2 separate regions of the Mus musculus genome follow, and region 2 is linked to region 1. Evidence: chromatin loops called from intact Hi-C (ENCODE). Cell type or tissue: heart. All regions are shown on one strand. Each heading gives the region's core, and the rest is flanking DNA. Links, peaks and the distances in the headings are about the cores only.

Evidence for each region. Hi-C counts contacts between places; a loop is a spot of excess contacts. Peaks named below come from ENCODE experiments on the same cell type or tissue, not always from the same donor. Only the 100,000 strongest peaks of a DNase experiment are listed, where the experiment ranks them.
Region 2: a loop joins it to region 1, with 6 times the contacts of the local background. A loop is called at or near these places in 9 of 42 quality-filtered maps.

What each region holds. Positions count from the first base shown.
Region 1 is chr7:19,615,132-19,624,665 of GRCm38, reverse strand. It overlaps Relb (avian reticuloendotheliosis viral (v-rel) oncogene related B), which reads left to right. Exons shown (of 12, transcript NM_009046.2): 3 at 1,732-1,740; 4 at 4,824-5,152; 5 at 6,747-6,904; 6 at 8,229-8,320; 7 at 8,976-9,107. Among named protein-coding and RNA genes, the nearest start is that of Relb, 9.5 kb to the left of the region's middle. In heart, for the core only: a CTCF peak has its summit at 5,446 (motif pointing right); a DNase peak (open chromatin) is centred at 5,465; H3K4me3 peaks cover 935 bases; H3K27ac peaks cover 499 bases; H3K27me3 peaks cover 2,406 bases.
Region 2 is chr7:19,499,348-19,508,881 of GRCm38, reverse strand. Bloc1s3 (biogenesis of lysosomal organelles complex-1, subunit 3) reads left to right here and starts at 512. Exons shown (of 2, transcript NM_177692.4): 1 at 512-577; 2 at 1,272-3,078. The coding sequence starts at 1,281. The coding sequence ends at 1,868. It overlaps Trappc6a (trafficking protein particle complex 6A), which reads right to left and starts at 212. Exons shown (of 6, transcript NM_025960.4): 1 at 50-212. The coding sequence starts at 133. In heart, for the core only: CTCF peaks have their summits at 2,353 (motif pointing left) and 5,229 (motif pointing left); DNase peaks (open chromatin) are centred at 1,401 and 5,013; H3K4me3 peaks cover 1,514 bases; H3K27ac peaks cover 1,165 bases.

The DNA.
Region 1 (9,534 bases), core at 496-8,495:
CTGGTTCAGGACAGGAGCGAGCTGAGGCTTGTATAGTCCGAATCACAGCATTGAGGTCCCCAACAAGTTGATCCTGATAGCATCTGTTAGGTTATTATTTATTGAGTACAAATTCTACATCTGACTCAGTGCTGGTCATTGCTGGGGACACAGCAGTGACCAAGATAGTCCCAGCCCCGTGCTTACAGGGCTCCTACCCAGACAAGGAAGCAAGTCTATAAACAAAGGTGCGATTATAAAAGGCAGTGATGGCTGTGAAGAGTTCTTGGGGGAGGTCAGTGACATTCAAAAGTAGGGTGGAGACAGGTTGATGGAACAGGGCAGGTGGAAGGACAAATTCCTTCCTTCTGATGTGCCAGACACAAGCTGAACTCTGGGTAAAGTGAGAATGTGGCAGGCATGGTCCCCACTATTCAGTTCTCAAGCTCAGTGTGTCTTAGTGAGACATATGACAGGCAAGTTGGGATCTTCTGGACCCCGCCCGCATGCACAGCCTGGAAGCCATGTTTCCTGGAAGCCTGGGAGACCACAGTCCTCCATACACAACATCCTGAGAGCTAGGATGGCAAAGGGGTGCCTCACACCCAGCTCCCAGGAGTCTGTTGAGGAGCCCCAAGTAGAATTTCCTGAGTTTAGGTTTAGTCTGGCTTAGGCTGCCCTGAAGCTCACTGTGTAGCCCAGGTTGGCCTGGAACTAGTGGCAGTCCTCCTGCCTCATCATCTTAGTGCTGGGATTACAGTCGCATGCCACAATACCTGGAAATTCAAGTTTGTCTCTGCATCTCTGGATTCATCCAGCATGGCTATCTAAGAAGGGTTTTCCAAAACAAAGTATTTTGAGGTTGGTCTTGTCAGGTCCCCTCTGGTCTCAAAGCCCTAGCATTCCCCATCTCTCTGGAAGGGAACTTGGCATTTACTGATCTCATGGAGATAAGGATATGTGAAAGCTGCCTTCTAAGGGGCAAAGTTCTGGCTGCCAGGAGCCACTCCCGGGAGTGTGGAGAAAGGAAGGGCAGGAGGCAATGGAGGAGGAGGGATCTGGCAGATACTGGGGTAGTGTGTGCTCAGTCCCCAGCCAGTAGCTTTCATAATAACAGTTGGGTGACCCTCCCTGCTGAGTGACTTCTGGACCCATTTGCTTCCTCTGGCTTCCTCTAGTCCTGTCTGGGGAATGATGGGAGGTTGGTTTCCACTACTTCATTGTTGATATTTACTAGGGAAGTGATGCGGTCTCACTAGGTATGTAGCATGGCTGCTGCCCTTTCCTTCCCATCCATCCCCTCTGCAAAGTAGGGGTGAGCCTGAGATTTTGGGAGCTAGGCTAGGGTGCAGAGTGGACAGCACCCAGGGTTTGATCCGTTTCTTCGGGCCCAGGGTGGACTTTCAGGATGGAACCTGTACAGAATTTATTTAGAATTGCTCATGTCTGTCAGCTACACATATACACACCCCAAATCCACTCACAGCTCCCCCTCCCCCCTGTTCCACAAGTTCCTGGCAACACTATCATCCTGGTCTGAGGGTTTTAGTGGATGGCAGGTGTTGGGGGATGCTCTTGAGTTCTTTTGGGCCCCCAGCATTAAGAACTGAAGGGAGAGCCCGGGAAGGGATTAAGAAGATTGGGGATGGAAGCCCCAGGAAGTCTGCCTTGGGGACAGGGTGGGGGAATCTGTGTTAGATATCATGTCTGATGGTGTCTGACCTTCACCTTTCTTTTCTCTTCCTTCCACAGATGAATTGGGTGAGTATCAGAAGGCAGGTGTTTGGGAGGATGAGGGTCCCAGCGTTGGTAAAGCTGGGACACACCTTGTTTGATGGGAGCGGGCTCTGGTGTGGTTTGAGGGGATCTGAGCAAGGGATGCTTCGGAGCTCCAGCACACTCAGCAGCCATCTGTATTTCTGTCCTCTGTGGCCGGTGCTCACTCATGGGTGGCAGGGGTCTTTCTTGTACTAGGCCCAGTGCCAGGCACCAAGAATCCAGCTTTGACCAAAACTAAATCACTACCATGGAGGAGGAGCTAACAGTGTGGACTGTGGAGTCAGAAGAGAACAGAGACTGAGCAGGAGAAAGGGAGGGTAGGATGAGGCTTGGCAGATGGAAGTGCCTGGGAAGACATAGTGCCGCCAGGCGTGCCCAGATCTCATGCCTGGACCTCTGCACTCACAGGTAGAGGCAGGAAGATCAGATCCCGCGCCTGAAACTCCACACTCACAGTTGGAGGCGGGAAGATCAAAGAGAATTTGAGCCAAGGGAGTGGGGTGGGGTGGGGTGGGGTGGCGCATACATTTGATCCCAGCACCAAGGCCACACAGGCAGGCAGATCTCTGAGTTTAAGGCCAACCTGGCCTACAGAGCAAGTGTAACTCTGTCTCAAAAAACAAACAAACAAACAAACCAATCAAGGAGGAAGGAGGAGGAGGAAGAGGAGGAGGAGGAAGAGAAGAAGAAGAAGAAGAAGAAGAAGAAGAAGAAGAAGAAGAAGAAGAAGAAGAAGAAGAAGAAGAAGAAGAAGACAATGAGAGAGAGGCAGAATTTGAGTGCAGTCTGAGCTACATAGTGTACATAGTGAGTTTTAGGCTAGCCTGGGCTACAAAGTAAAAAAAGAGAGAGATAAAGGGACAGGAAGAAAAAGGGAGCAAGGTAAAGAGGTGTGGCTTTCACAGAAGGGGGCAGCAGCATGAGGTGCCTAATGGGTTGAATGGAGGGAAAGCTGGGAACCAGGAGAGAGGAAGAACAAGTTCACAGCCCTGAAGGTCACCAAGCTAGGTGGGTACAAGAAATAAGGGGTGCAGCTGGGTTTTTTGTTTTTCTGAGAGAATGGACTTTAAGGAGGGTTTTGTTTATTTTTGAGACGGTTCCAAGTAGCCCAGGTTGAAGTTGGGCGGTGGTGGCGCACGCCTTTGATCCCAGCACTTGGGAGGCAGAGGCAGGCAGATATCTGTGAGTTTGAGGCCAATCTGGTCTACAGAGTGAGTTCCAGACAGCTATGGCTACAATAGAAAAACCCTGACTTGAAAAATCAAGAAAAAAAAAAGTAGCTCAGGCTGGCCTTAAAATAACCATCTAGCTGAGGATGCTCTTAAATGCTTGCTCCTCATCTCTCTACTTCCCTGGGGCTGGGATTGGATGTGGTGCTGACCTGGAACCCAGGGCTTTATCCCTGTGCATGCCAGGCCAGCAATCTACCAATTGGCTACAGCCCTCTGTTTGTTTGAGACAGGATCTTGCCCTGAAGGCCATGGCAAGGCTCAAATTCAGCCCCCATGCTAAGCAATGTTATATCACTGTGCCACACCCTAGCCCCTCACTGGGGGATTCTAGGCAGGGGCTGTGCCACTGAGCCACGCCCCCAGCCCCTCACTGGGGGATTCTAGGCAGGGGCTCTACCACTGAGCCACGCCCCCAGCCCCTCACTGGGGGATTGTAAGGCAGATTCTACTAATGAACTCTATCTGTATTTGAGGCAAGTTTATGTGAGGAAATTGTTGGTCTTTACTGCCAAGGACTTAGGAGCCATGGGAGTCTTCTACGCAAAAGAGAAACGGGTTGGTATTAACAAAATCCCTTTGGCTGTGTGAAATGCACAAATACAAACTGGCAACTGCCTTAGTCCAATCGGGAGATAGATGGTGGGTGGAGCAACAGTGGCAGATGGCGCCTCCTGGAAAAGTGAATATGTTTTTGAAGTAGAGGCACAGCCTTGGGAGTGCTGCGTGGCGTTCCTTCTGGCACTTGTCTGTATTCGCAGCACTGGAAAGGCAGAGACAAGAGGAGCTTGTGTTGGAGAACTTGGCTACACAGTGAGACCCTGTCTCAAAAAGCCAAGGGGAGGGAGGGGCTGGAGAGCTGGCTCAATGGTTAAGAGTGCTAGTCATGTTCGGGAGACAGAGGCAGGTGGATTTCTGAGTTCGAGGCCAGCCTGGTCTACAAAGTGAGTTCCAGGACAGCCAGGGCTACACAGAGAAACCCTGTCTCGAAAAACAAAAAAACAAAACAAAAAAAAAGAAGTGCTAGCCATTCTCCCAGAGAAGCCGACTTTGATTTCTAGCACTCATGTTGAGAGACTCACAACGGCCTGTAACCCCAGCTCCAGGACATCTGACACCTTCTTCAGGCCTCTGCACCTGGACACTTGTTGGTACACACCCCTGTATAGACAGGTGCATACACATACTTTTTACAGATCTTTAGAAGATTGAAAAGCTAGCTCAGTAGTTGAGAAGACTGGCTGCTCTTCCAGTGGACGGTGGTTCGATTCCCAGTGTCCATGTGGCTGCTCACAACCAATTTTAACTTCAATTCTAAAGGTTCTGACGCCCTCTTCTGGCTTCTGAGGGCACGGGTCCTTCCAAGTGATACACAGACATATGCAGGCAACACAGACACACACACACTAAAATTAAGTGAAAAAAACTTTAAGAAAATCAAGGGTGAGCCGGAGCACACCTTTCATCTCAACATTCATAGGCAGAGGCAGGTGGATCTCTGGGAGTTCCGGGCTTCACAGAGAAACCGTGCCTCCAAAAAAACCAAACCAACAACCAAAAATACCAAAACAAATGAAGCAAAACATAAGGGTCCGGTACAGGGTATGGCTTATATCCCAGCAGGTGAGAGTGGATCTCTGTGTGTTCAAGATCTGCCTAGTTCCAAGCCAGCCACAGCTACACAAGGAGACCCTGTCTCAGAAAACCAAATTAAAGCAAGCACCAGCAAAACCAAGACAAAAAAGCAGAACCAAGCAGGGAAAACGTGAGAAGTCAGGAAAGGAGCCTAGCCCTGTCCCTCCCCAGCCTCACGGGTCTCCTCTGTTTGTCGCGCAGAAATCATCGACGAATACATTAAGGAGAACGGCTTTGGCCTGGACGGGACACAGCTGAGTGAGATGCCGCGCCTGGTGCCCCGCGGGCCCGCCTCACTGAGCAGCGTCACGCTGGGCCCTGCTGCACCACCGCCTCCGGCCACGCCGTCCTGGAGCTGCACACTGGGCAGGCTGGTGTCACCCGGCCCGTGCCCACGGCCGTACCTGGTCATCACAGAGCAGCCAAAGCAGCGTGGCATGCGCTTCCGCTACGAGTGCGAGGGCCGCTCGGCCGGCAGCATCCTCGGGGAGAGCAGCACCGAAGCCAGCAAGACCCTGCCCGCCATCGAGGTGCGTGTTGTGCTGCTGTGCTCTTGCTGTGGTGCCCGGGAATAGGATTGCTGGGCTTCCAACCATCTGCAAACCTCAAAAGGGCCTGGGGTGGTGGCTCACACTTATAAAACCAAGACTGGGGGACAGGATGATAGAGGGGCCATCCTGGATTACAGACTGTGGCCCTTTAAGATAACGAAGACAACAGACTATATGATATTGTATGTTAGGCTGTTCCAATGACAAATTAGCATCTGGATCCCAAAGGCGCGCCATCCAAAGTTACCATCAACCTCCCATTTCGCCACTAGAGGGAAGCACTCACTCTGTGAAGTGGATGTCACAGACTAGGCCTTTCAGAGACCAGGCCAGCAGAGCTCAGACACAGACCCAGAGCAAAATGGAGAGTCTTTTGGGACTGGTTATTGTCTCGCCCATCACCAATGGCTACTGAATAAGAAATCAGTTTTTCTACTGAATTTTTCTCAGCAATGGGGATTGAACCTAGGTTTTTGTATTTGTTAAGCAGTGGAGGGGCTCTACCACTGAGCCACGCCCCCAACCTTCTGATTTAAATTTTTTGAGTCACATGCTTGTTGTGCAAGTTGGCACTTATTTATTTATTTATTTATTTATTTATTTATTTATTATCGTTCTTTAGCTTGTGAGTAGCTGGAATTACAGGCCTGTTTTTTTGTTGTGGTTGCTTGTTTTTTGAACTGGAATCTTCAAATGTTTCCCAGGCTGACCCCAAACACTGCTACTCACGAAGAGATCCTCCTGTCTCAGCCCCCAAAGCTAGGCTTCCACCTAACATACAAGTGTATGCCATCCTGCCGAGATAGCTCGTCTCTCTGATTCTGTATGTCCATCTTTCTCTCTCAAACTGAGTTATGTTTGCTCAGCTCTTAGGACTACATCTGCCATGCTTGGTGACAGTGACACAGGCCTTTCATCCAACCACGTAGGAGGCAGAGGCAGCTAGATCTCTATGAGTCTGAGGCCAGCCTGCTCTACATAGTGAGACCCTATTTCAAAAAAAAAAAAAAAAAAAAGTACATTTTTTTTTATGTGCCGGATGTAGTAGTACAGGCCTGTCATGCTCTGGAGGTGGAGGCAGGGGGATTGAGGGCTCAAGTTCACTCATCAGCTACATAGTGAGCTCAGTACTATCTTGGGTTATATGAGGCTTATCTCAAAATCCAAGGAAGAGTGGGACAAGGTGGCTCATACCTGTAATGTTGTATCTGGAAGGCTGAGCCAGAAAATCAGGAGTTCAAGGCCAGCCTGGCTACTTAGCAAGTAAGAGGAAACTTGGGTTACCTGAGTACATGAGATCCTGTCTCAAAAAACAGTATGTTAAAAGAAAAATCCAACAAAGCAGGTGAAGGTAGGGAAGGAAGAGACAGAGGAAGGTAGGGGGGAAAGACAGCACTCAGCAAGGTTACATGGCCACTGTTGGCATGGTTCCGCCTTCGCATAGATTAGTGATGTTAAGCCTTTCCTTGGTTTTCTAGGGAGAAGAGGTGGGGTTAGCAACAAGGGAGGCCCAGGGAGTCTGGATGGGGACAGGGGTCCACCAAATTCCCAACAAGCCCATGTCTTCCTGCAGCTTCGAGACTGTGGCGGGCTGCGGGAGGTGGAGGTGACGGCGTGCCTGGTGTGGAAGGACTGGCCACACCGGGTACACCCACATAGCCTCGTGGGGAAAGACTGCACGGACGGCGTCTGCAGGGTGCGGCTGCGGCCTCACGTCAGCCCCCGGCACAGGTACCAGACCCCGACCTTTGACCCCAGCTTCTCACCTCTGCTCATGGAGATTCCACAGGTGAACATCAGCACCTGGGAAAGCCCAGGTCATGGGGCATCTTAGCCAGACCCTCCCTGTTGCTCATCTTGGATGGATGGGGAAAGTTAGGTGTGGATGCAGTAGTGTACACCACACGGCTCTGAAAACCGACTGCACTCATTCACAGCTGTTCCATATTTGCTCTCTGTTTTGCCTTTTAAGATGGGGTCTTGCCACGTAGTCAGAACTAACTTGGAATTAGAGATCCTCCTGCCTCAGTCTCCATAGGCAGGTACCACCAGATGGGCTCATACCTATTCTATTTATCTTGTTCTGTAGACGAGGAGACAGAGGGTCATCAGAGCTGCCTGTGGACTCCAGACCCAGCTTAACTGAGATGCCCATATCAGAGGACAACTTATGGGACTCAGTTTTCTCCTTCCGCTGTGTGGCTTCCCAGGGTTGACCTTGGGTAGTTAGGCTGACTGACAACGACTTTTACCTGCTGAGCCATCTAATGAACCCTAGTTTTTGTTTTTGAGACAAGAATGCACATATGCCAGGCTAGCCTCAGAATTCACTAGTGTAGCTGAGGATGACTTTTTTTTTTTTTTCCTTTTCTTTTGACAGTCTCACTATGTAGCCCTGGCGGGCCTGATACTTGTTGCTTAGAACGGAGATCTTCCTGCCTCTGCCTCCCTAGTGCTGGGATTAAAGAGTGTACCACTATGCCCACTGACTTTACATTTATGATCCTCCTGCCTCTACCTCTTGAGAGCTAAGAGCATAGCCACAGACATTTATTGAGTATTTTATTTTATTGTTTGTTTTTTGAGACAAGGTTTTTCTGTGTAATAGCTCTGATTGTCCTGAACTTGATTTGTAGACCAGGCTGGCCTCAAACTCACAGAGATCCGCCTGTCTCTGCCTCCTGAGTGCTGGGTTTAAAGGCGTGCACCACCACACCTGGCTCATTTAGCCTTTTAATTACTTAGGTTAGAGTGAGTGTCTTTCTATGTTACATAGGCTAGCCTCAAATTCCCCGGCTTCAGCTTCCTAAGTGCAGAGAATCCAGGCTTTCTTTGCACTTTTTTTTTATATAAAGGAGCCTGGCTAGCATTTCTACACAGTAAGAATAAGGCAAGGTCTTGGTCTCACTACAATATGACCCCCGGTGGCCCATGAGAGGTGAAAGTCCCAGGTCTTGCCCGTGCTCCTCCGTGGGTTGTGCCTACAGCATCTGGGCAGCTGTCTGTCCTGTGAAGAGGATGCCATCCCTCACAGCCTATCCTGTCTCCCACTCAGCTTTAACAACCTGGGCATCCAGTGTGTTAGGAAGAAGGAAATTGAAGCTGCCATTGAGCGGAAGATCCAGCTGGGAATTGACCCCTACAATGGTAAGTGTCCTACTTGTCTCCCTAGCCCCCAGCCCTTTGTGGCTGGTTTTTGTTGTTTGGTTGGTTTTGTGTTTTGTGTGTTTTTGTTTTTGTTTTTGTTTTGTTTTGTTTTGTTTCAAGGCAGGGTGTCTCTGTCTATCCCTAGCTGTCCTGGAATTCATTCTGTAGACTAGGCTGGCCTTCAGCTCAGAGATCCTCCTGCCTCTGCCTCTTGAGCACTGGGCTTAAAGGCATGCACCACCACTTCTCAGCTTCTTTTCTAAGAAATTAAAAGATATTACATGTATGTATTTATTTTGTGTGCATATGTGTGGGTTTTGCGTGGTGTGGGCAAGCCTATGGAGTCCTGAGGGTTCCGTGCGAGAGTCAGGTTTCTTCCTCGTGGGCTCCAGTGAATGAAATCGGGTCCTCAGGCTTTGCAGCGAGTGTTTTTCACTGCTGAACCATCTCACTGACCCCTTTATTTGGTTTTTCATTTTGGTTTTCGAGACTAGGTCTCAACGTACACCAGGCTGTCCTTGAACTTATCATGTAGCTGAGGATAACCTTGAACACTGCATCTTCTGCCTCCACCACCCTGCCTTAGCGCCCTTCCTCTTCCTCGCTGTGCCTGCAGCAGCTCAGCTGACCACAGCCTCCCTTTGCTCTCTCCAAGCTGGCTCCCTGAAGAACCATCAGGAGGTCGACATGAATGTCGTCAGGATCTGCTTCCAGGCCTCCTATCGGGACCAGCAGGGACATCTGCACCGCATGGACCCCATCCTCTCTGAGCCTGTCTACGACAAGAGTGAGTCAAGGGTGCCATGTTCCTTGGGATTGAGCTGTCACCGCTATGGGAAAGCGCTGGGCCAGTGGCTCGGATGAGCAGGACATCATTGTGGGCTTTGCTTTGCTTTCTGTTTCCTTCTTGCTTGCTACATTTACACAGTGGCTCGGTACCCACAGTCTCAGGGGAGCGGGGTCTCCACTTCCCTTTTCTCTTTTTCCCTCCTGGGCACATGGTGAGTGCCATAGCCCCAGACATCACATTTACATCAGAAGCCTAGGCTGGGCAGTGCCCTCCCTTGTGCGTGTACAGTTTGTACCTTGTCCGTTTCCGTGTTATTTCTCTTTTCGTCTGGTGCTGTTTATTGGTGACCTTTGCTCCTTGACAGTTCTGTACACATATACAGTGCATGATGGTTCCTCATTGATCCCCCGCCATCTTCTCTCCC
Region 2 (9,534 bases), core at 924-8,923, 120 kb after region 1:
CTCGATCACACCCCACTTCTCCACCCCGAGGCCACGGCGTGCCGCTCACCCCCGAGCCTGGGTCCGGGTCCGGGGCCCACAGCTCCGCCACCATCTCGGTGTGCAGAAACTCGAATAGCACCGCGTCCGCCATACGCCGCCTCGCGACCCTCACGCCTGGCCAACGCTTCCGGCTCCCATTGGTCAGCTCGGGAGGTAGGCCCGATCTGATTGGTGATCCTATTTAGCTCCGCCTGCTTCTTGAAAGCCAGGAGGCGGGTCCACCGAGCCCCTTCCTTGGCCGCGCTGTTAACATCTTCCGCCCTTTCTTCGCTTCCCTCCCTGCTCCCGAGTCTTCGGACATCCAATTGGCTGAGTCTCTGATTCCTGTGAGGGTCCAAGATTAAAAAAAATAAATTTACGCGTCAAACGGAATTTTCCTAAATACATAAGCAAATAAATAAATAAACCCACACTACGGAAGCGACTTGTCTAACCGCTTTCCTATTGGCCATAACTCGGCTCACGTGACGCTGCGAGAGACCGGCTCACTTCCGCCAGGCAGCGGACCCCTTGGGCTCGGAGCCTCGGAGACCCGGTATGGCCTTCCTTCCGGGACTCTGGTGTCGGTGGCTCTTGTTAAGGGTCCCCTCGGGCGGCTGTCCTTTCTGTTTGCCCTGGTGCCTATTGCGGCCAAGTGCTCGCTGGCCAGGAGGACAGTGGAGGGTGTGGCCTGTGCTGGTGGGACTCTGGGAACTCTTGGTTACAAAGCTTTTAAAACTTACTTTATTATTGTCAGTATTATTTTGAGACAAGTTCTCACTATGTATGTAATGTTGGATGGCCTGGCACTATTGAGGATCAGGCTGATCTCGAACTCACAGAGATCTTCCTGCCTCTCCTCCGGTGCTGGGAATTAAAGTCATTATTATTATTTTATATTAGTTAATGTATATATACGCGTGCGTCTCTAGCACGCGTGTAGAGCTCAGAGGACAACTGTACGGGCCTCAGTTCGCTTCTTCCACCATGTGGGTCCCTGGGTTCGAACTCTTGGCGTCAGGTTTGATTGCAAGTGCCTTTTCCCAGCTGAGCCATCTCGTGTGACCTAGTTCTAAGGCTTTGCCTGGACGGTCCTTGATGTCCCCGGTGTGCACACAAATGATACAGAGGTGCACAATTCCAACCCATGTGTACACGAGGAAACTGAGGCCCAAGTCAGGACTCGCTGGGGATGGCGGTGAAGGGGCTGGGACTCGGGACCTCACGTCCGCTCAATTCCTCTTCTCCAGCTCCGTGCCATGGAGTCATCCCAGGGTCGGCGGAGAAGGCCGGGGACAGTGGTACCTGGGGAAGCTGCGGAGACCGACTCGGAGCTGTCTGCATCCTCGTCCGAGGAGGAACTATACCTGGGTCCCTCGGGCCCTACGCGCGGCCGTCCCACGGGGCTGCGTGTGGCCGGGGAGGCGGCGGAGACCGACTCGGAGCCTGAGCCCGAGCCCACGGTTGTGCCGGTCGACCTGCCCCCGCTCGTGGTGCAGCGCGATCCGGCGGAGACTTGGGGCACGGAGGAGACCCCTGCCATGGCGCCTGCGCGCTCGCTGCTGCAGCTCCGGTTGGCTGAGAGCCAGACGCGCCTGGACCACGACGTAGCGGCTGCGGTGAGCGGCGTGTACCGCCGTGCGGGTCGCGATGTGGCCGCCCTGGCGGGGAGGCTGGCGGCTGCTCAGGCCACCGGGCTGGCAGCCGCCCACAGCGTGCGCCTGGCGCGCGGGGACCTCTGCGCGCTCGCCGAGCGCCTGGATATCGTGGCTGGCTGTCGCTTGCTGCCGGACATACGAGGGGTCCCTGGTATGGAGCCCGAGCAGGACCCGGGACCTAGAGCCTAGGCTGTCACTCTGTGTCCCCCCACCTGACTCTGCCTCTTGGTGAACATTCGTACCACCTGTGGCATCTGACTCTGTTTTTGTTCCTGGATCACCGAGGCCTCCAATGCGTGGTAGCATTTGATCAATGCCGACAGAAGCCGAATCCTCGCATCTTCTTTGATATTCTTAGCACAATTCCGGGCTCCCCAACCCAGGTTCTGTGGCTATCAAGTAGCTTAGCCCCTATCCATTCTGGTCCTGTTTCCTAAATTCAGCTTTACTCTTGGGCAAAGCCAGAGGTTTGCTTTCTTTTGTTGAGCCTTTCTGAATTTAGGCTTTGGGGGGTAGTGGTGTCTCTCTAGTTTACATCCCTAAATGATGATCACTCCTGACCCGAGGATACCTTCCTCTTACACATATCCCTCTTACCGACCGCTGTGGCCAAATGCAGACCAACCTAGGGCCTGGGTAGTAACCCTAATTCTTAGGCCTTTGTGTCAGGGGCAGCGCCTCCTGGTGTTTTGATCGCTATAGAGACATGACACCACAAATACAAATCTACCACTCACTGTGTCTCTTTCTGGATGCTAAAAGGACTTGGATTCTGACCTCTATGGGCCTCGAGGATAACAGGTTCTTTTTGCCTCTTTGGGTTTGGCTCTTTGGGTGTCTTTTTGGCCACTCCTTTTGTCTCTGTCTTAATGAGGATTCAGTGACCTTATGTGGAAGGGAGCTCGGGTGGTGGGGTGAGACTGTAGCTCAGTGGTGTCGTGTACGCTTAGTGTGGGCGGCCCTGGGTTCAATTCCTAGGACCACCCTGCTTCAAAAGAAACAAACAAGCACATTCTTTGTTTGTTTGTTTTGTTTTTGTTTTGTTTTTTGAGACAGGGTTTCTCTGTGTAGTCCTGGCTGTCCTGGAACTCACTTTGTAGACCAGGCTGGCCTCAAACTCAGAAATTCACCTGCTTCTGCCTCCCAAGTGCTGGGATTAAAGGCGTGTGCCACCACTGCCCGGTCAAACTAGAACATTCTTAGATGCCTGTGTCCCCTTTAAAAATTTACCCAGGGTGGGGGGTGGGGTGGGGCTGGAAAGTAGAGGTCCTGAGTTCAAACCCCAGAAACCACATGGTGGCTCACAACCATCTGTATTGAGATCTGATGCCCTCTTCTGGTGTGTCTGAAGACAGCTACAATGTACTTATATATAATAAATAAATTATTAAAAAATTTACCCTCTTGATTCTAACTATCAGCTGATATGCTATTTTGTTTTTACATCAACTAGAGTCAGGGTTTTTATTGGTAATTAGGCGTGGAGATTGGGGATTTAGCTCAGGGTTACAGCTCTTGCCTAGCAAGTGCAAGGCCCTGGGTTTGGTCCTCAGCTCAAAAAACAAAACAAAACCTCAAAAAAATCCAACCAAACCCCTCCCCTCCTCAAAAACAAAACATGTAACTGGTGCATGTCAGGCAGTGGTGGCACACACCTCAGTCCCAGCACTGGCTGGGCAGAGGCAGGCAGATCTGAGCTTGAGGCCAGCTTGGTCTGTAGAGCAAGTTCCAGAACAGCCAGGGCTACCCAGAGAAATCCTGTCTCAGTTTTAAAAAAGGAAAAAAATTGTGTGCACATATGTGTGTGCTTGCAGGTATGTTTACCCAGTATGTGTGCTGTATACAGGTGTGCCTATATGTTCAGGTGTGTCCATGTGTGTGTGTAAGCACGTGTGCTTGCATGTGTGTAGAGCTTCCTGTGTATAAACAGGTGTGTCTGCATGCATGCAGGTGTGACTGTATTGTGGGCTCAGGTGTGCCTGGATGTGCAGATCTGTCTGCAGATGTCAGGAGCTGTGTATGTGCATGTAAGGGCCTGTATGTGACAGGTGATGTGCAAGGCTGTCCTCTCCCGAAGCTCTGCTGTGCCGCTGGCACAAGGCCACCACAGAAAGGACTTGTTGACCTTTGAGTTCCCTAGAAGAAGGGGGTATAAGGAGGCTGTGCCACCTCACCTGAGGGTCCAGCCACTCTTCACAAGCACTTGTTTACAACTCTGCCCTAACTCCACCTGTGTCAGGGACTGGGTAGATGTACACAGACCAAGAAAGGACAGAGAGGGGGCTCCATGTACACAGCCACACACAAGCCATCCCTACTGCATGCATACCTTCCAGTAGGGCTGCTCCTGCTCTTAACCCCACACTCTTGCTCCATAAAGCATGGGACCTTGAAAGGTACCATGGTCCCCGGCTGAGCTAAGGCTAGAAGCCGAGGAGAGCCTGAAGGGACCTAAGGAGGTTTACCTGCTCCAGGGCACCAGGCCTGTCACTAGCAGCAGCCCCACCCCCATAGATTTGTGACCATCAGTCATGTAAGGGGAACGCCCAAGCCCCTCCACTCGTAAAGGCTGTGACCTGTGGTCAAGTAGGCACAAGACAGATCTCCATTTTTAACAAGGTTCCTAAAGGCCTGGAGGATGTAGCCAGTAAGCTTTCCTTCCCAGACATTCCTCCCTGCATCCACTTTCCGTCATGACAATAAATGCCTCAACAGTCCTCCTGCATTCCTAGTGCTGGATTGATTATGGGCGTGACCCATCCCTCTGGGAGATAGACAAAACCCAGGGTACTCGGTTGGTCAAGAACAAAGGTGAGGGTCCTGAGAAAATGGTTCAGTGGCTAAGAGCTCTTGCTTTGGACACAGGTGAAGCTGGGGTCCAATCCCCAAGAACAAAGGCAGGCACAGCTGCGCATGCCTGGAACCCAAATTGGGGGTGACAGAGACAGGAAGATCCTGAGAGCTTGCTGGCCAACCAGCCTAGCAGAAAAGGCAAGTGTCCAATTCAGTGGGACCCCCATCTCAAAACAGCAAGGCAGTGCAGGGTAACAGAAGAGGACACTCAGCAGCCAGCCCTGACATCCACATGCACACACGCACATACAGAGGTTGAGGCTGGACAGGGTGAGGACCTGCGTGGATCCAGGCCACAGGCAGAACCCCTTATCAGTGCAGGAATGTAGCTGGGGCTACAGGTTAGGGGTAGTACTAGGTGGGGACAGGGGTGGGGTTGAGAGCCCAAACCCTCCCACTTCTATCCCTTCTGCTCAAAATGCTTGCCAACTTCCTCTGGTACTTGGAGATCTTCTATCAGAGGCCCCGAGGTAGCCCCATCTGTGCAGGTGGCAGCCCCATGCCAATCTCCTGCGTGGGCACAGTGTCTCTGAGTTGATCTTCCTTGGGTGGCTTCAGTGACCCAGCATGCCTCGCTTGCACAGTGAACACAGCAAGCACCCTAGGCATGTCTGTAGATTCCAGGGTGTGATTAAGCCAGGACCAGGTGATATTAAAGTTCCCAGCTGCTCCCTGGCTCTCTGCTGCCCTCTGTTGGAAATCCAGAGAAGACACACTGTTGTTGCCTGTGGGAAAATCCGTTTACCTTGAGCCTAGTTCTGACCCTTCAGAGTCTCTGGTTCCATTTTTTCAAAAATTACTTACCCAGGGTGGGAGACAGTACTGCCACCTGGAGCTTGTGGATGATCTAAATTTTTATTGGAATATATTTTGGAGGGGGCGAGGGCAGGGTCTCATGTATCCCAGGCTGGCCAGGAACTCCCTGGGGAGAACCTTTAGATCCTTGTCATTTACGCCTGTTTTCTGGAATTATAGACCTGTGCTGTGCCACCACAAGTCTTGGTTTGTTTTATTTTTATTACATCATACACACACACACACACACACACACACACACATATATATATATATATCACATATCACATGCATACATAACATAACGATGTGTATATACTCCATCTACATGCATATATATATATATATATATATATATATTTTTTTTTTTTCTGATGCAGGATTTGTCTGTATAGCCCTGGCTGTCCTGGAACTCACTCTGTAGACCAGGCTGGCCTCGAACTCAGAAATCCACCTGCCTCTGCCTCCCGAGTGCTGGGATTAAAGGCATGCAACACCATGCCCGGCCTATGTTTGTTTGTTTGTTTGTTTTTGAGACAGGGTTTCTCTGAGTAGCCCTGGCTATCCTGGAACTCAATATGTAGACCAGGCTAGCGTGGAACTTAGAGATCTACCTGCCTTTTCCTCCTGAGTGGTAGGTTTCGAGGTGGCACAACCATACCCAGCCTTATTTTAGTTTTTAAAATGTTCTCTGTGTGGTGTTTTGTGAGTGTGTGTGTGTTCCACATGCATGCCTGATGCCTGAGGAGACCAGAAAAGGATATCAGATCCCCTGAGACTGGTGTTACAGAGGTTGTGAACGTCTATGGTCATGGTGGGACTCAAACCAGTGTCCTTTGGAAGAGCAGCCAGTGCTCTTAATTGCTGAGTCGTCTCTCCAGCCCTAGGAGGATACATTGTCTTTTAAAATCATTTTACTGAGTGCACTGAGAGCAGCAGCTGGAGACAACTACACAACTGTCTGTTTTTTGTTTTTGTTTTTGTTTTTGTTTTGTTTTTCGAGACAGGGTTTCTCTGTATAGCCCTGGCTGTCCTGGCACTCACTTTGTAGACCAGGCTGGCCTCGAACTCAGAAATCTGCCTGCCTCTGCCTCCCGAGTGCTGGGATTAAAGGCGTGCACCACCACGCCCGGCTCTGTCTATTTTTTTAAAAGATTAGTGTGTGTGTGTTTGTGTCTATGTATGTATCCTGTTTCTGTATGTGCTATTGTCTCTGTGTCTGTGTGTATGTGTGTGCTTGTGTGTTGCTATATGTATGTGTTTGTGTGTATGTGTGTGTTTGTGCATATATGTGTGTTTATGTGTGTGAGTGTGTATAGTGTGTGTGTGGTGTGTGTGTGTGTGTGTGTGTGTGTGTGTGTGTGTGAGTGATTGTGTATGTACTCTTCTTGTGCCACAGTGCGTGGATAGAGAGCAGAAGACAACCTTGGGTGTTGGTTCTTGATTTCTACCTTGTTTTCGACAGGGTCTCTAGTTTGCTGCTGCGGACATCAGGTTAGCTGAGCCAAAAGTCTCTGGGGATTCTCAGGTCTCACCACCACAGTATTCCTCACTCCTCAGGGATGCGGATGCCCTGGGCCTGACTTTATGTGGGTTCCTGGGAGGAGTCAAACTCAGGTCCTCACGCTATGACTCACCCCCTAGGGCCTTGGTTCTGACCTTCTAGGTGCTCCATCTGTGACTGATCAGAGATGACCCACAGGGACATAGCAGTGACTCACACAGAGCAGGGGAACCTCAGGACATGGAGGCCACAGTCTCTGTTCTCTGACTCGGGGCCTCCCTCAAGGACATCTCCCTCTTGACCCTGCCTCAGCACCTGAGTGCTGGGTAACAGGCGTGAGTTTCTCAGTAAATAATCAATCTTGTATAAAAGAGATTAAGTAATTGGAAGACTGAATATGGTTTGTGTTTCTTCACTGGGTTGCCGTGTCTTGGGCTCCCCCATTCCCATCTGGTAGCTTTTTCCTCCTGCCCTAGGCCTTCCTGTGGCATTCCACGGGCTGTAGCTGCGGATATGTTCCTGAACCTTCGGTATGTCTGAATATCCTATTTTGTCTCCTGCTTTAATTGGGTTATCGAGATGGTTCTCTAAGTAAAGGTGCCTGCCAGCACTCGGGCCTGAGTTGAGTCCTCGGGTCCCACATGGCGGAAGCTGAGAACCGACTCTTGCTCTCTGACCTTTGCTCTACATGTGCATGCACGCATGCACACATGCAAACAAACAAACAAAAAGAAAATGTAACACAAATATTTAAAGGCCAAATTTGGAAGACCGAGAGACAGAAAAAAAAAAAGCAAGCCATGGCTCTACATACGCTCTATAAGATTGCAATATCATGAAGTATTTTCTCTTACCAGAGCGGAAATCAAAACCAAGAGGATATTTCAAAACACCGCAAGTATTTGGGAAGTAAACAGCCCAGAGGTCAAAAAGGAAGTTTTAAAAAAAATTATATAAAACTAAATGAGAAAGAAAATAGGAAGTGGGGGGCACGGGGTGAGATGGCTCAGTGGGGGAGAGGGCTTGCTTGGGGGGGAAGAGACAGCTTGGTGGGGTGGGAGGTATGATACTGCTGAGGGCTGAGGGGGAAGGGGTGTTGAGATGGTTTGGTGGAGGGTGTGGTGGAGGGGTTGGAGGAGGGTTTGAGATGACTTGAGTGGGGGAGGGGGAGTTGAGAAGGGTAGATGGGGCTGGGAGACCTTTTGTGGGGTGAGAAGGGGGGCTGAGACAGCTCAATGGGGGGGCTCCTACAGCGGGGGAAGGGGGTGAGACAGGCTTGGTGGGGGCAGCATTGATGGGTAAAGGCACAGCCAGACCTGATGCTGAGGGTTTGATGCCTGGGACCCACGTGATGAAGAGACCTGGCCACAGGAAATCATCTCTGACCGCAGCCTATAGGGAATGAATAAGTAAGTGAAACACAAAACAGAGCCAAAGCCAGGCACTGAAGTTCATGCTTATGATCCCCACACTTGAAAGGTTCGAGGCCAGCCTCAGCTGGGTATGGGTCATCAAAGTCCTCAATTCAAGCATACCTCCCAGAGCTGAGAGGTGGGCTAGCCCTCCTTCCAACTGTGTGCTGTAGGGCTCAGGGAGTGTCGTTAGGGTTCTGTGCGTTTAAACAGTGACATACCCACCCCCACCCCCTCATATAGGAAATTGGGGAATACTCTAGATCAAAACAGGAAGGCTGGGGCTGGAAAGATGACTCAGCAGTTAAGAGCACTGACTGCTCTTCCAGAGGTCCTGAGTTCAAGTCCCAGCAACCACGTGATGGCTCACAACCATCAGTAATGGGATCTGATGCCCTCTTCTGGTGTGTCTTTTTTTTTTTTTTTAAAGATTTATTATTATACATAAGTACACTATAGCTGTCTTCAGACTTGCCAGAAGAGGGAGTCAGATCTCATTACGAGTGGTTGTGAGCCACTATGTGGTTTCTGGGATTTGAACTCTGTACCTTCGAAAGAAGCAGTCAGTGCTCTTACCCACTGAGCCATCTCGCCAGCCCCCGTGGTGTGTCTTTAGATAATGGCAGTGTATTCACATATATAACAACAGAAACAAACAAACAAACAAACAAAACAAACCAACAACAGCAAAAAACAAACAAAACAAAACAAAAAAAAGTCCCAGGAAGTCCACTTCCAATTTTGGAGGGAAAAGTGTTTATTTGTTTATTTAGTGCAAGAGATGTGTTTATAAAAAGGTAAAGAGAGCCGGGTGTGGTGGCGCACGCCTTTAATCCCAGCACTCGGGAGGCAGAGGCAGGCGGATTTCTGAGTTCGAGACCAGCCTGGTCTACAAAGTGAGTTCCAGGACAGCCAGGGCTATACAGAGAAACCCTGTCTCGAAAAACCAAAAAATAAAAAAATTTTTTAAAAAGTAAATAAATAAAGATAAAGAGAGAAAAGGAGGGGATATGTTCTATGGAGGTGTGGTGAGGTATGAGGGAAGGGGGCGCCTCTGCGGGCCCATGCTGAGGCATCCCTTCTCCCTGAGGGACCAGCCACACAATGGTATAGCATAGAACAGAGTTCATTCAAGGCATGGGGAGGGGAATTAAGAGTAGTAGAGGCAGAGAGAAGGAGAGAGTAGAGAAATCCGGCCATGACCCTGTGGAGAGAGGGGTTAAGGGGGAAGAAATGGGAAAGGGGTGAGGGGACAGAGTGAGAGCAAGAGGAGAAGAGCAAGAGGGAACAA